2 separate regions of the Homo sapiens genome follow, and region 1 is linked to region 2. Evidence: chromatin loops called from intact Hi-C (ENCODE). Cell type or tissue: B cell. All regions are shown on one strand.

Region 1 (8,000 bases), 89 kb before region 2:
CTCTGCAGTGGGTCTCCACCCGACCTTGGCTGCCTCCTTGTGCAGCTGCGTGGGGTAGGGCTGGGAGCAGTTGTTGGAATTTGGCTGTAAATTGTTTTCAGGGAGACTAGGGGATGGGCAGGATGTGCCTCTGTGGCTGTTCTTGGCGCTTTAGGTCCTTTCCACCCTCCCAATGTCACCCCCAAGCGCTGTTCTGCCAAGACACAGCTGCTAAACCCCTGTTGATTGCTGCTGGCAGCGTGTGGCCTGAGACGGGGGATCTGGATTGTTGAGTTGGCTGTGTCCAATCACTTCTTTTCTCTGGACCTCATTTTCCTCCTCAAGAGGGGTGGGACTTAGTTTTCTTTCTCTCTTTCCTATTTGAAAACCTCTCATTAGGGAGTTAGTTTTGGAAGTCACTTTCCTGGGCTTGAATCCAGACTCCTCCCCTCACAGGCCTTGGGCAAGTCACAGAACCTCTGAAGTCTTCCTTTCCGTGTGTGTCCAGTCAGGATGCTAACCATGTTTGTAGGCTAGGCGTGGGATGCTAACCGTGTTGTAGGCTAGGCGTGGGATGCTAACCGTGTTGTAGGCTAGGCGTGGGATGCTAACCGTGTTGTAGGCTAGGCGTGGGATGCTAACCGTGTTGTAGGCTAGGTGTGGGAATTGGAAGACATTTGAATGCCTGGCACGTCCTCGGTGTTCATTGGTGCTGTAGTGGTAGCAGTTGCTTTATCTGTAAGTTACAGATGCTGCCTTACATCAGGGATTTATTTTTATAACCTGTTTCTCGCCCTCCCAGAGCTCTCCATTAGTGTCTTGGGGTTTCTGCCTCAACCAGAGAGCATTTCTTCTTCATCTGTTTCATGATTGGCACTCCACGTAAGCTTCCTCATGAGAAAGAAAGGTTTCCACTGTTTAAAAAAGTTTCAAAGCCACTGGACTCCGTGATTTCCGGGTCCATTTTGCATCCCAAATTCTGCAGTTCTGAGGTTTGCAGCCTTGAGGAGTCCTTCCTCACTCAGATTCCCCCAAACAATGAGGAGCTTGATAATTCGAGGTGTGGAGTTTGGATGGGGGCCGGGGGTCACCCTCCTGCATGTGGTGGCTTGGTCCCAGGCTAGGCTGGGAGAAAGGGGGCTGTCGTGGTTCCAGGGCAAGAAGAGCCGTCCTCCCTGTTTCCCTGTGGTAGGATCAGGAAGTCTCAGCTAACTTCTGCACATGGTCAAGGGGGTCCTGTCCTCACTTAGGCCTCTCCAGGCCTCCCTGGAGGGTGGAGGAATGGGTGCTGTTGTAGGTGGGAACAGAAGTGTCCAGGCCAGTGGCTTGGATGTGAAAGTGCTTCATAAATTCCACCTTGCTGTGCAACTTAAAAAAAAAAAGTACGGTCGTTTAGGTTTTCGAGGTGCCCAAAGCAATGCGTCATAAGCCTATTTTTGTCTCCGTGTTAGCCAGGGCAGAGGGGCACTTTCCTGTGACTCCTCCAGGGTGGGGAAAATCCCAGGTGCTCTGTGAACCTGGCCGTTCAGCCAGCTGCAGACCTTTGGTAGGAGTTTTCTTTTTCCTTTTGTGTGCTTTTCGATCCCCTGGGGGCAACCATTATTCAGTACATCTGGAGGGCAAGTTGTCCAGGAAGAGGAAGCAGATCCTAGGAGTGTCGTCCTTCACTGGGAGAGGTGTAGGAAGTGAGGGGGATGGTGGAAGTACTGGCCCGAGCTCTGTTTTCAGGAGTGTGTGACAGCAAAAACTGGCCTTTGCAGTTGAGTTGCCTGTGGGCTATGGCCTAGAGGGAAGGCCAGGAGGGTCTTGCTGTTAGGGCTGCCACCTTCTTCATGCCTGCTGTGTGCTGGGAGGAGAGAGCTCCTTCAGAGCGGACCCACCATTGGATTTTGAGTGTGTGCAAAATTAACTTGTTGCTATCTGCATGGTTATCTGTACTCCAGAATCAGTTATACATTTTAAAACAGCTGTTTAGTACTGAAAAAACTCCCCCAACACTCCCTGCGCCCCACCCTGGCCTGCAAATAGAGTGCCAAGCCACCAGAATAGAAGTGCTAAAGTAGTGAGTTTCCTAGAAGTGGCAAGCCTGAGACTCCAGTGAGTCACCCTCATTGTTCCCCTGAGGCACCCTGCCTCCACCTGCTCTCTGCTCTCGAAGCGTCAGTTATACCAGCACTTCTCTCTTCTCTTTTGTCTCTTTTTACAGTCACCCCTTTAGAGTGACAGGCAGCGTGAGCTCATGGCCTTGACTTTGCTGGACATGCGGAGGGAGAGGAGAGCTGGTGGCAGAGTCGGGGGTTGGGCCCTGAGGATGGGGCTGTTTTATTGGAGAGTCCGCTGTCACCAGGCCTTTCTGTAAAAGGCTGGAAGTGAGCGAGTGAACCAGGCACCCTGGTGGGGGGCCTGCATGTCAGACCCAGCGGGAAGCATGTCTGACTTGGTTGAGAGGCAGCTAAGGGCCCAGTGTGTCTGGGTGGGCTGAGCCATTGGGAGAATGGAGGGAGGGGCCAGAGAGCACGGAGGATTAGCTGTGGCCAGATCACAGAGGCTGTGGGACTTTGGGCTCCCTCTGGGTAAAAGCCAGAGCCCTTGAGGACTTCAGTAGATTGGTGGATTGAAAGGCACATGGGCCGGTGCTGTGGCTCATGCCTGTAATCCCAGCACTTTGGGAGGCCGAGGCGGGTGGATCACGAGGTCAGGAGATCGAGACCACGGTGAAACCCTGTCTCTACTAAAAATACAAAAAATCTTAGATGGGCGCGGTGGCGGGCGCCTGTAGTCCCAGCTACTCGGGAGGCTGTGGCAGGAGAATGGTGTGAACCCGGGAGGCGGAGCTTGCAGTGAGCTGAGATCGCACCGCTGCACTCCAGCCTGGGCAACACAGTGAGACTCCGTCTCAAAAAAGAAAGAAAGAAAGAAAGAAAGAAAGAAAGAAAGAAAGAAAGAAAGAAAGAAAGGTACATGGAAGATTCGATTGCTTGGATTGCCTTAGGGAACTATGAGATCCCTAGGTGAGGGTTGCAGTTGAGCATGGTAGCTGCTTTTCCTCTTCAGGTTGCCTTTAGGCTGCGATGGAGATAGCATGAGCTCTGGAGCAGGACAGGCTTCTTTCTAACATGGGCTTGGCCACTTTGTGAATTTGTGATCAGAGACAAGGTCACGGACCTCACTGGGACCTCCCTAGGCTGTCCATTCTGAGTCTGTAAGAAGGTGGAGAGGGGCAGCCCCAGCTGGGTGTTAGGCTTTGCGGAGCCTCTGCTGTCTGATGTTTGGCTCCAGCATCTTCAAAGCAGGGGCTTTTCTCCTCTGTCCACCTGATTGGCCTTTGTGAGGAACCACCACCTGGCGGTGGCCTCATTAGCATCATGGGCCAGCCAGCTGAGCTGACAGCCCGCAGGTTTTCTAGAAAGGCCCACCTTCCCTTGTAGTTTGCACACTCCAGGAAGGGCCCTGGGTCTGGGAGGGTTTTCTGGGACCTTGGTGACAGGGAGAGTAGGGGGCTGAACATTAAGGTCTGAATTCTGCGCTGGGGGCTGGATTGTCCTTAAAGGCGGTTGGCCTCAGACATCCACATGGCAAAGCAGGGAGTTTAGCCCATCTACAACTCTTCTTTATACATGAGGAGCAAAGTATGAGACCGCCCAGGTAATTGCTCTGATTGGAAGAAAATCATCACGGAGCAGGGTTTAGGGTTGAAATACTGGCCTGCATCCTGTACTGTTGAGTTGATCTGAGCCAAGGATAGCAGAGAGGACCAGCCATTTTTGTGGTAGCTTTCTGTTGTGGAGGGCACTTGCCCACCTCCTGGGAACGCCACACCCTGGTGTGTTTGCCCTTGTTCTGTTTCCCCTGCTGCTCTTCTGCTGGAAGCTCTGGACTCACCTGTCTCTGTTGTGGATGGTGCAGGGCGGGCAGGCCAGAGTGGCATCCTTGTCCTGAGAGGTCCCAGGAGGCAGTTGAGTGTGTATGTGTGCGTGAGTGCGTGTGTGAGTGCACGAGTGTGTGAGTGCAAGTGTGTGTGTCTGAGTGTCTGTGAGTGCAAGTGTGTGTGTCTGAGTGTGTGTGTGTGAGTGTGTTTGTCTGAGTGCGTGTGTCTCTGTCTTCATCAGCTCCTAGGAGATGCCTCCGGACAGGGGCCTGCCCGTCTCTCCCTCCAGTTCCTTGCCAGTGTCATGTGACACTCCTTTCAGAGGGCACCCCCCGCCCCCAGCCAACTCACCTTTTTTTGTAAACTTAGTTTTTAAGCAGTCCAACTCTCTCTCTGGATTCAAATGAAAGCTTTAGATCATAGTCTGTTTCGATAGCTCTGTGTTCCTGGTGGTGGTTTTCTCCTCACAATGACCTTGTAGGCTAGCTGAGTTTTGTCGAGGAAGTTGAGCTGGGAGAGACTGGCTCACACAGCTTGTTAGTCAGCGCTGGGGCAGGAATCTGGCCCAGGCCCTTCATGGCACCTTTCTTAGGGTAGCGTGCCCCCTCTCTATTCCAGGTGACCTCTGTTACGCAGTCCCCATTGCCTGCCCTGGTTCCCTGGGCTCTGACATCAACTTAGATGTCGTGTTTGACTTAGGGCTTCCAGCCGGATCCCTCTCCATACACCGGGCTTCCTTCCAGACCCTGCATACCTCTCAGGGAAAACCAAAGGCTGACGTTTGGCATTTCCCTGCTTCTATTTATTTGTATTTGTCGGCCCTGTATCTTTGTCCACAGCTTTGTGGGTTTGTTAGAATAGGAAGTGAAGTACTTCCTATATAAGCTCTGGCCATGCTGTGTCAAACTCACGTGCTTCCCCAGCCTTCAGCTCGGGGTAGGAGTCTTCATGCAAATCAGATTGTTTCTCTTTTAGTGTAGGCAACAGCAAGTTGTTGACGACAGTGGTTACCTTAGGCTCTTGACATTCTGCTCCCAAGGTCCAGTGTGGGAACCCTGCCTCCTTGCTCCTCTTCCTTGCTGTTTTTTCCCTTTCTCCTTAGTTAAGGAGACTGGTCTGGATTTCTGAAGGTGACTGTGCTGGATATGTATGAGCTGAAACACTGTCTGATACTGTTGAGGGACAGTAGTGAGCCAGGTGATTTCTTGAATACTCTGTTAGAGGACTTGCGTGCATGTCGAAAGTAGGAGAATCTTTTTTGGATGTTCAGGTTGGAAACACTTCACATTCTCTTTGTCTCCAACATGTTAGATTTGTTGCTTGCTGTAGACTCAGAGAAACATTTCTCTAGCTAGTGACCATGTATCTTGTTATGTGAATTTCACTTATGTGTCACCAACTGGGTTTCTGTCTTTTAAGGAAACCAAATTACAGATTCACACGTGCCTACTTTTATTATTACTGATCCCATCCTGCCTTTATCTTGCTTTATTAATTGCAGGCCAGTAGTAAAATGTTTAATAGTTACATGACCATTAGCATAACCCCAAGATTCACAGGGACTGAGGAAACTAAGATATATTTTAAAAGAGTTTGGATATATGGCAATAAATGAGGAAGGGACAGAGTGATACTTCATGGAGATGTTTTGTGTTGAAGGGAAGGAACCCAGTTTTCTAAGATTTATTTTCTTTAAGAGATTGAGCATACCATATATTTTGATCATAGAATTTTACATACTTTAGATGCTAGCTGTTTTTAAAAGGAAAGAACTCCAAATTACATCTTGCAAGCTATTGTGGTTTTGCAAGCATTGAGTGATGGCATATATGAAAACTCTGAGAGGTGTCATATTAAGATACCAATGTCAGTTTAAAGATATTCTATATCTGTATCCCTATGACATTGTATTTTGAATTTTTTATTTTTCATTTTTGGACAGACATTTAGAACTCACTCAGTGGAGATGGCTCTGCATCTCTGTTTTAAGCTTTTTGAACTCTAGGCAGCTGTGTCGGCCTGGGGCTACATTGACTTCTTCATTGCAGCCCCTCGATTGGTTTCGTCTGGACCAGGGTGGGTTTCGATTGCGGCCCTTGCTGGAACAGTAGCAGGAAAGTAGAAACACCTTCCTGTCTCTGGGTTAACCAGCTGACAGTCTGTTACTTGTGTGCTTCCTTCTAATTGGTAATCTGCCAACACCTTTCAGGATATTATGAAATTTCAAGCAAATGAGGTTAAAATGGAACCTCTGTACTTCTGAACAGGCGTGGACTGACTGCAGTTCTCCAGGATAGTTTCAGCAGAAGCAGTGAGATTACAGTCAGGAGCAAAACAGTATCTGAGCTTTCTTTATGGGAAAGATTCCGACTGTGTGCTTGGTTTATATGGTTAAATTAATTGCCCTTGTTAAATTAAAAAAATAGGGTATGTTTCTGCCACAGACTTTGCTTTAAAAGCAGAGATCTTCTAAAGTCATTTGCCTTGTATTTGACTTCTGCTGCTCCCCGTTTCCTGCTGGGCCTGATGGTTTGATTGTAGAATGTTTCTGAGTTGTGTCACTGTTGGACTCTGCTGAGCTGAGTAGTCTCATTAAAGGAGAGTGTGCATCTGAGTTGAGGAAGACAATATAGATGTGGACCTTGTTTGTAGAGTTCACAAGCTGCTTACATAGAAATAGCAAGGACAGTGCAGCCAGTGGGAAGGAGCCGGCTGAGGGACTTGATATTATTTCCATGGAAACCAGTTGGGTATGGGAAGAGAGGTTGTGGAAGGCAATGCTCTGGTGTTTGGCAATTCACACTGTGCAGAAGAGAAAGCAGAACTGGACTGGGAGTATAGAGTAGCAGAAGTTTAAGCTTGGGGAAGAAGTTGAGCAAGGAAAAGCATATGATCTGTTGATCAGCATGATGTGATGTGGTCTGAATCTTCAGACAGTTCACAGCTTTTTCATAGAGGCTGTCCTCAGATGGGTTCAACCATTCTGAGAATTCTGCCTTTACGATATAAGTAGTATCCATGACATTAAAAACGAGAAGAGAAGCGTTTTGGCCAATGACGGACTGCATAAACTACAGTCTGCATAAATGACCTTGGTCCTAGAAGATTAGGATGAAGCTGAACAATTCTTATCACCTAGTGATGCTGTAGCCATTGTAATGTCGTAGCACAATGCATTAGTCACATGTTTGTGGTAATACTGCTGTAAACGAACCCACTGCGCTACCAGTCTTATGAAAGCGTCCAGTCAGGTCCTAGGCCTTTAGGTCCACTCACTCACTGACTCACCCAGAGCCGCTTCCAGTCCTGCAGGCTCCATTCATTATAAGTGCCCTAGGCAAGTGTGCCATTTTAATCCTTTATACCATATCTTTGCTGCACCTTTTCTACGTTTAGATATGTGTCACATGTTACAGTTGCCTGGGGTATTCAGTGCAGCGTCATGCTGTGTGGGTTTGTAGCCTGGGAACAATAGGACATACCATATAGCCTAGGTTTGTAGTAGGCGACACCATCTATGTGTGTGCAGATACACTCGATGATGTTTGAGCAGTGACAGAATTGCCTCATGACACATTTCTGATGACGTATCGCCATTAAGTGAGTGACTATAAACCAGTCCCCCCATCAGCAGTTACACTTCCTGAGGTTTCAGTTACCCATGGTCACTTGCAGTCTGAAAATATGAAGATATTTTGAGAGAGAGATGCCACATTCACATACCTTTTATTACAGTTATAATTGTGCTATTTTATTATTAGTTGTTAATCTTTTACAACTAATTTATAAATTAAACTTAATCATGGGTATGTATGTAAAGGAAAAACCATATCCGAAACCGTATTCCTGGTTCCAGGCCTCTACTGGGGGTCTTGTATCTGTGATTACAAGGTGCTGCGAAGGGATAACTGTAATTTTTCTATATGACTAGCATTTTATTGAATCAAGTTGTGTAGATGGTTGGCAATATAATAGGAACTCAGAGATCTTTATGCCATACAGAGTCTGTCCTTTTAATGGCATTTATTGTGACAAGATTTAAACTAAAGTTTTGTGGAATGTTTTGCCAGTTTTTGTGTTGTAACTGAAACTAAATGTTTTCTGAAAAGTTAAAACCATTTCTTTAAATGGAAAATAAATGAAGCCGTTTACC
Region 2 (8,000 bases):
AGCCTCCCGAGTAGCTGGGATTACAGGCGCCCGCCACCACACCTGGCGAATTTTTTTGTATTTTTAGTAGAGATGGGGTTCCACTATGTTGGCCAGGCTGGTCTCGAACTCTTGACCTCGTGATTCGCCCGCCTTGGCCTCCCAAAGTGCTGGGATTACAAGTGTGAGCCACTGAGCCAGCCTATTTTTTGTATTTTTAGTAGAGACAGGGTTTCACCATGTTGGCCAGGCTGGTCTTGAACTGCTGACTGCAGGTCATCCTCCGTCTGCCTTGGCCTCCCAAAGTGCTGGGATTATAGGTGTGAGCCACTGCGCCCGGCCTTCCTAAAGATATTTTTATGCTAAGTTTTTAAAAGTAGAATTAAATCAGAGGAGAATTTTATAATCTCATAATAAAAGTTAATATATGTCTATTGTAATTGAGAGTCCAAAAATATTAATAGATGAAATTACCCACCCTCACCTCTCCCTCCCCAACCCCTAGCTTCACTCCACTTTTTACTGTTTCTTCTTGTGGTTCTTTTTGGAACCTTCTATAACTCTAAACCTCTGTTTGTCAGCTTCTAATGGTGTCTGTTGACTCTCTTTTAAAAGATGAAAGCTGTCCTCACCTGTGCTGTTCTCCTCTCCTCTTTCCTCTGCCTTGGCTTTGTTAGTTCTATTTCTGTTTCTTCTGTTGACTACTTTTAGAGCATTTGGTGATATTCACTAAGCTCTGTTCTTGTCCCATCACCTTCAGGCAGCTTTCCCTTCCTGCCACCTGCCCCTGGTTTGGGCACTCCTCCTCTCGTGCGTGCAGTACTGCAGCTGCCACTCCGAGGTCTCCTTGCCATGTCCCTTGTCACACGTTTGGTTAGTCCCACACAGTAATTAGAATGATCCTCTTGAGATATAAGTCCCACCATGTCGCTCTTGCTGAAACCTTCAATGCAGTGAGCGCCCATCTCATTGGGACCTACAGGCTGAAGTTCTTCCTCTGATGGACATGACCCCCGTGTTGTCTCTAATAACCTCACTTTCACTCTGTTCCAGCCACACGGGGTTTCTGTCTTTCTCGGGTCATGTCGGGCTTATGTGCCTCGGGCCCTTTGCTCATGCTGTTCTCTGCCTGGGATGCGCTTTACTGGGTGCCAGGATGGTCAGTGATTCCATTTCTCTCAGAGTCTATTCACAGGTCCCCTTCTCGGTCACGCCTTCTCTGGCTCCACTGTCTAAAATTTCAACAGCTGCCTCTGCCCCCCGAACTTCATATCCCCCTTATCTGCCTTTTTTCCTTCAGCTCTTACTTCCATCAAATACAGTATGTATTTTTAAAAGTCTTATCTTGTTCACGGTCATTTTCTTCCACAGGTAATTTTGGTAAACTTTGTAAGATTGATGATGTTTAATACTGTTTTGTTTAATACAGTACCCCCAGTTTAGCACACAGCTTTTGAATGAATGACCAGTTTTTATTCCCCTCTGAAGCGCTAAGAGCTGCCGCTGAGGTGGCATCTGTAGCTGCTCCCGTTCCTGCTCCGTGGTGGCAGAGTGTGTGTCTCACTCACTGTTAATATTGCTCCTGGCATGGGGTTGGTTCCCAGTTACTGTCTGTATTTGGGATTTGTGTAGTTAGTGAACCTTTAGCCTGTGCAGAAAGGTCAGCAAGCCCATTTTAATTTCAGAATTTCAGTAACTGCTGGCGGCCTTGGTTTTAAACAACAGGTGGCGTGCGGCTGCCCCGGGCATGGCCCCTGCTGTGTGTGCTCCTAGCATCTTGGCTGCTTACCTTTGTCACCAGCAAGTTCCACTTCTCAGTGGCCTGAGCACAGACGGCACGCACTTTGCAGACTTGAGTTTTTCTGTTAAAATTTAAATTTTTTTTTAAGTGAGCCTAATAGTTTCCTGAACTATTATGTTCAGGGAAGTTATGTTGTTGCTGATTCTGATGGGGGGTGTGTGTGTGTGTGTGTGTGTGTGTGTGTGTGTGTGTGTGTGACAGAGACAGAGAGAAGTCGAGTCTAAAGTTCTGTCAGGCTTAGACTATGCCTGAATACTTGAACGTTTCTAGACAGAGTGCCCAATGTTTAAAGAGAATACGACCAAGCCTAACTAACTGCGGGTTTTCTTCTTTTCAGAGATGGGGCTGGCAACTCCTTCGACCTCTCGTCCCTGTCAAGGTACAGTGACAACTGGGAAGCCATCACTGGGACGGGGGACCCGGAGCACTACCTCATCAATGTCTGCAAGTCTCTGGCCCCGCAGGCTGGCACTGGTGAGAGAGGGCCTCCTCGTGGGGTGGTGTTTGCAGTGAGTGTATCACAGGCCAGCACTGGTGAGAGGGGGCCTCCTCGTGGGGTGGTGGTTGTAGTGAGTGTATCACAGGCTGGCACTGGTGAGAGAGGGCCTCCTCGTGGGGTGGTGTTTGCTGTGAGTGTATCACAGGCCAGCACTGGTGAGAGAGGTCCTCCTCGTGGGGTGGTGGTTGTAGTGAGTGTATCGAAGGCTGGCACTGGTGAGAGAGGACCTCCTCATGGGGTGGTGGTTGCAATGAATGTATTGAAAGCTGGCACTGGTGAGAGAGGGCCTCCTCGTGGGATGGTGTTTGCAGTGAGTGTATTGAAGGCTGGCACTGGTGAGAGAGGGCCTCTTCATGGGGTGGTGGCTTGTCATGAGTTTATCAGGGAAGATCAAGTAGGATGGGGATTCTTTGGAGGCGCTTTACTCTCTGCAGCATGGACGTGGTTCGGCCGAGAAACAGCAGGACGAAGAATGATTTAAGGGTGTTAACAGTTGATCCCTAGTATGGCCCAGGGTAAATCAGTGCTGAGGACTGCTGGGAACATGATAACCCTTTCTGAACATGAGGAGATGAAGATATAATAGATAGAAATAATAGCCATGGTGAGGAATCCTTCTTAGCAGGTAGAAGATGGGGGGTGTGACGTGGAGGTCTTGGTGTGTGCCTGCGTATGTTGAGAGTTGTATGGTCGGTCCTTTTGTGATGCAGGGACAGCTCACTCAAACCTGCGGTGGTTGGCTGAGACTGGATGTCAGCTGTACATGGGAAACCAAGGGCACCTCCAGGGATCTTGGTACCACTCATGGCCCCTCGGAACCCTGAAGATGAAACTCATCCCATGTTCGTGGAGTTTCATACAGCCCCACCTGCATCTTGGGTGGCTCACCTCAAAGGCGGTGTGGTTATTTTTAGCTGCAGAAGGTGGTTCCATCCTCTGTGTGGTTTGAGGCTGTGGTTCCACTTCCCCTTGCTGCGTTGTGCTGTGCAGACTTCGACAGTGGCTGTACCCCTGTGGCATGGGACTAGTTCTTCACCCAGGGCACATGGCACAGGCATTTTAGGGACTGGGAAACAGGCAGAATTCTTGGTAGCTTCTTGAATAAAGAAGGTGCATGGACGTAGGCCATTTAAAATGTTCCTCTGTCTTAATTTGGGAATATAACCTTCATCCTATATGGGGTTCAGAAAGAATTTCGACTGCTACAGCCTAGCTATTCCTCTACACTCACGCCCGCCTGCCCCAGTCCATCTGTGACAAAACAGCATGTAAGTGAGTGAGAACTAACGTGATGTCATTGTCATCTGACTTATGTGAAAGAAATAGCAGGTATTTTGAAGTGACTCTTAGAAAGCGTATGAAGTTCTGCAGCGTGTGTGACATTTATTGCCTGATGAAGTTCTGTTCTAGCCTGGGGAGTCACTAAAGGCAACTCTTTCTTGTGTCTGGTGCTGCAGAGCCGTGCCCTCCAGAAGCAGCCGCGTGTCTGCTGGGTGGCTCCAAGCCCGTGAACCTCGGCAGGGTAAGGGACGGACCTCAGTGGAGAGATGGCATAATTGTCCTGAAATACGTTGATGGCGACTTATGTCCAGATGGGATTCGGAAAAAGTCAACCACCATCCGATTCACCTGCAGCGAGAGCCAAGTGGTAAGGGACTGTTCCTGCACCTTCTGCTGTTGCAGCTTTGGGAATTGAGCCCATGTGCAGGGCGGTGAGCCGCACGTCCTCATCTGCCTTGGGATGCGAGTTCTAGAGCCTGGGATGATGCGCCCTTACCAGAGGTTGGGGGAACAGCGTCGCCGCGGCCTGCAATCTGGGGAACCCTCGTGCTGTCTGGCTCCTTAGAAGCTTGCCTGGCAGTTCCCGACTCAGAATTGGTTCTCTTCAGAGTTTGACTCAGACCCCTAAAGGCTGTGGAGGAGATTGTTGTTTGACTACATGCCCTTTTGTCTTCACGGCGGCAGCTTGGGAAGCACGAGAAGGTTGGCTGGGCCCGGGTCACAGGTAGCGCTGCCACTTCCCAGCCACATAACTTGGTTAATTACTCAGGTAGTCTGCCCTGCTCAGCCGTTCATAACATGAGGCATACTTGTCCTGCCCATTGCAGGGTTTCGAGAGAAGAGGTAGGAAGTGCCAGGTGTCATTTCTGACACACGGGAGATGCACAGTCAGTGAGCATGAGTGCCTGTGATCAGTTCTTCCCTTACTTGTTTGGCATGCACGTAAGCAGGTGTCGACTGCATACAGGTTTTTCTGTGTGTGAGATTGTGGTGAGCCCCAGTGCTAGCGTGCATGACAAGCTCGGTGGCTGAGTTGGGCATTAACTCGGGCAAGACCAGCTCGCTGGGTGTCAGGGTGGCTCGCCCCATGCTCTCCAGCGGTGGGCAGCAGTGGTAGGGGAGCTTGGGATGGGGGGCTCCAGGAGCTTCAGGCCTGCCCTCTTGCCTGGAGCGGCAGGGAAGTTTCCTCTTGGGAAGATTGTGCAGAGGCTTAGTCCAGACTCATGAGCTGCTGGGGCCTCTGAGCATTCTCCTCTGTGACCTGAGAGGCTCATGGCCGAGGACAAAAGGGCTGCCCCACATGTGGGGGGCAAAGGTGAGAGGGTGTGTGGGGCCCCTGTGCCCAGGGCCCAGAAGGCTGGGAGGGAAGGGTGAAGGGGTGTGTGGGGTTCCCCATGTCCAGAGCCCAGGAGGCTGGGAGGGAAGGATGAGGGTGGTGTGTGGGGGCCTCTGTGCCCCAGACCCAGGAGGCTGGGAGGGAAAGGTGAAGGGTGTGTGGAGGCCCTGTGCCCCAGACCCAGGAGGCTGGGAGGGAAGGGTGGGGGTGTGTCGAGGCCCCTGTGCCCAGGGCCCAGGAGGCTGGGAGGGAAGGGTGGGGGTGTGTCGAGGCCCCTGTGCCCAGGGCCTGGGAGGCTGGACTGCAGCGTGGCTTATCAGGGTGCCCAGCAGGAATCATGGGGTTTACCTGGGAAGGAAGGTGCTGCTGAACTCATCATGCTAACTCTGCAGTGGACATGAAGCGTTTTGAGATGAGCAGAGTAAGCCTTGGCTGGTGCCAGTGGGAGGATGCGTGGAATGGGCTAGTTCTCTTGGTATATCTTTTTGTTTTGACTGTGATAATGGATTTTACCTCATTTGGTTTTTAGAATTTTATCAATGATTTACACATTTGTGTCTCCCTGTAGCCCTTCCAGCATCCTTTGCACGCCTGTCCCCAACCCCTGTCCTGTTCCTCAGCCTGAGGGAGCTTCCTGGTCCCCTAAGTGTGTTGCTGCCTGTGGGTGTTTCACTTACCTGCAGGGGAAGCCCATGGTGGCAGCTCAGGACACATTCTGACCCTTTGCTTTTCCTAATCTGCGCCTCATCCCACAGGCACATGGAGACAGAAATGTCACATGCTGTGGAGTTTTTCAGAGAAGCTTCCACTTGTAAGTTGAAATCATGATAGACATGGAGTTTTTGCGTGATCCCTTCAGGACCTGTCTGTGCTTTGTTGTAGAACTCCAGGCCCATGTTCATCAGCGCCGTGGAGGACTGTGAGTACACCTTTGCCTGGCCCACAGCCACAGCCTGTCCCATGAAGAGCAACGAGCATGATGACTGCCAGGTCACCAACCCAAGCACAGGTGAGAGGTGGTGCCAGTCGTTAACCCCAGCGCAGGTGAGAGACGGTGCCCCCACCAAACCCAGCTCATCAGGGGAGAGACCCAAAGAGAAGCTATGGGCAGCAGGCGCCCTGGGCAGAGGTGTCATGGTGTGTGGGTGTGTTTGGCCTTTCTCTGGATGGGCTGCTGTGTGTTCTCCTGGCTCTCCTTCAGTGGAGGAGAGAATGCTCCCACAGAGAATCCATCCCTCCTGTCACTCTCCTGGTGTGAGAGGTGCTCCTGACTGGGGTTACTGACAGTGTCAGTCCAGCAGCTCTAGGCTCTCCAGGGCAGGTTAGAGCTAGCCCCTGGCTGCCTTTCAGCATCAGTGTAGTGGATTGCCAGGAGTCTCTCACCTGCCCTTGTGCTGGGCACCCAGAAAGGCACAGGCACAGTCCATTGGCAGCAAGAGGTGTGCTGGGCAGGCTCTCCCCATGCCCACCAGACTCTTAGTGGCTGCTGTGGTATGGCCCAGCAGAGGGTGCTGTGAGCCACGATCTTTTCAGCTAAGGATGGGACATCTCATGGATCAAGGGACTGACAGTCTCATGATACAGCCTGGCTGTTGGTGGAGGATTTAGGACAGGGGTCGTGGTGAGAAGTCAGAAGTCCCGATGCTGACATAATCTGTGTGTGAGCTCGCCGATGATGAGCCTCCCAAGTCTCAGCTCCCTGGAGTCACTGTGTCCCCATCTTCTTCCACCCTACAGGACACCTGTTTGATCTGAGCTCCTTAAGTGGCAGGGCGGGATTCACAGCTGCTTACAGCGAGAAGGGGTTGGTTTACATGAGCATCTGTGGGGAGAATGAAAACTGCCCTCCTGGCGTGGGTGAGTGCTGTGGTCTCTCGTGTGTTGTCTGACTCTCCCGTCCTCTGGGGTTGTCCTCAGTCTCTTTGCATGCTAATGGCAAAAAGGATGAGCAGAGCCAGGAAGCTGAGACGCTTTTGTCTCCTGCAGCAGTCACCCCATGTGGGGGACACATGGTCATGTGATGGAATGAACATTCAATGTAAAACAATGGTTAAAGCCGGATTGGACACTTGAAGTTATAAGTGTTGGCTATGAAATTGATGGTCCTGACTTGCGAAAGTTCTCATCAGAAAATTGGCCATCGAGTCTGTGATTGTGTTTTCTCCGCCTTTCCCTTGTGGTGCAGGGGCCTGCTTTGGACAGACCAGGATTAGCGTGGGCAAGGCCAACAAGAGGCTGAGATACGTGGACCAGGTCCTGCAGCTGGTGTACAAGGATGGGTCCCCTTGTCCCTCCAAATCCGGCCTGAGCTATAAGAGTGTGATCAGTTTCGTGTGCAGGCCTGAGGCCAGGCCAACCAATAGGCCCATGCTCATCTCCCTGGACAAGCAGACATGCACTCTCTTCTTCTCCTGGCACACGCCGCTGGCCTGCGAGCAAGCGGTGAGTTTTCAGATGGGCACGGGAGAAGTGCATGTCCAGTGCCTGGCTGCACCCGGGCCCCTTCGTCAGGTTCACTTGCCCACTAGTAGATGCCCAGCTGAACTGTCCACTCCTGATCACCCCAATAATAAAGTTGACTGGAAGTGCCCAGTGCTATGTAATGAAGCATTTTGACACCTTTCTACTTTTTTTGTTGTTGTTATTCAGCTTTTAAATTCTTATGGATGACCTAGTGGTGATTAGGAAAATTTTTTTGTAGACTCAAAGCAGTCTTTCCTACTTAACAGACCGAATGTTCCGTGAGGAATGGAAGCTCTATTGTTGACTTGTCTCCCCTTATTCATCGCACTGGTGGTTATGAGGCTTATGATGAGAGTGAGGATGATGCCTCCGATACCAACCCTGATTTCTACATCAATATTTGTCAGCCACTAAATCCCATGCACGGAGTGCCCTGTCCTGCCGGAGCCGCTGTGTGCAAAGTTCCTATTGATGGTCCCCCCATAGTAAGTATGACAAATCCAAGGGTGGAGATAATTTTTGCAAGACTTTTAGTGATAACCTTTGCGTTGTTTCTTGCCTTCAGTGGGGAGTTGCTCAAGCATAAAAAAAATGGAGAAAGTAAGTGGGACTGTGTATGTTCTGGGTCCGCTACTGGAAGA

Evidence for each region. Hi-C counts contacts between places; a loop is a spot of excess contacts. Peaks named below come from ENCODE experiments on the same cell type or tissue, not always from the same donor. Only the 100,000 strongest peaks of a DNase experiment are listed, where the experiment ranks them.
Region 1: it touches region 2 in a loop (2.9-fold over the local background); 2 of 110 quality-filtered maps call a loop at or near these places.

What each region holds. Positions count from the first base shown.
Region 1 is chr6:159,977,304-159,985,303 of GRCh38, forward strand. The region is part of intron 1 of IGF2R (insulin like growth factor 2 receptor); the gene reads left to right. Among named protein-coding and RNA genes, the nearest start is that of IGF2R, 12 kb to the left of the region's middle. RefSeq lists enhancers at 695-1,685, 2,676-3,666, 4,499-4,548, 4,559-4,668, 4,859-5,028 and 1 more and silencers at 5,894-6,188, 7,194-7,488. In B cell, no CTCF peak of the experiment used is centred here; DNase peaks (open chromatin) are centred at 1,488, 2,078, 3,868, 4,758 and 1 weaker place; H3K4me3 peaks cover 984 bases.
Region 2 is chr6:160,066,132-160,074,131 of GRCh38, forward strand. It overlaps IGF2R (insulin like growth factor 2 receptor), which reads left to right. Exons shown (of 48, transcript NM_000876.4): 30 at 2,118-2,254; 31 at 3,737-3,927; 32 at 5,779-5,905; 33 at 6,634-6,753; 34 at 7,082-7,338; 35 at 7,626-7,844. LOC124901451 (a long non-coding RNA gene) reads left to right here and starts at 2,771. Exons shown (of 2, transcript XR_007059841.1): 1 at 2,771-2,883; 2 at 2,990-3,414. RefSeq lists an enhancer at 3,254-3,323. In B cell, no CTCF peak of the experiment used is centred here; DNase peaks (open chromatin) are centred at 3,220 and 4,450; H3K4me3 peaks cover 741 bases; H3K27ac peaks cover 1,048 bases.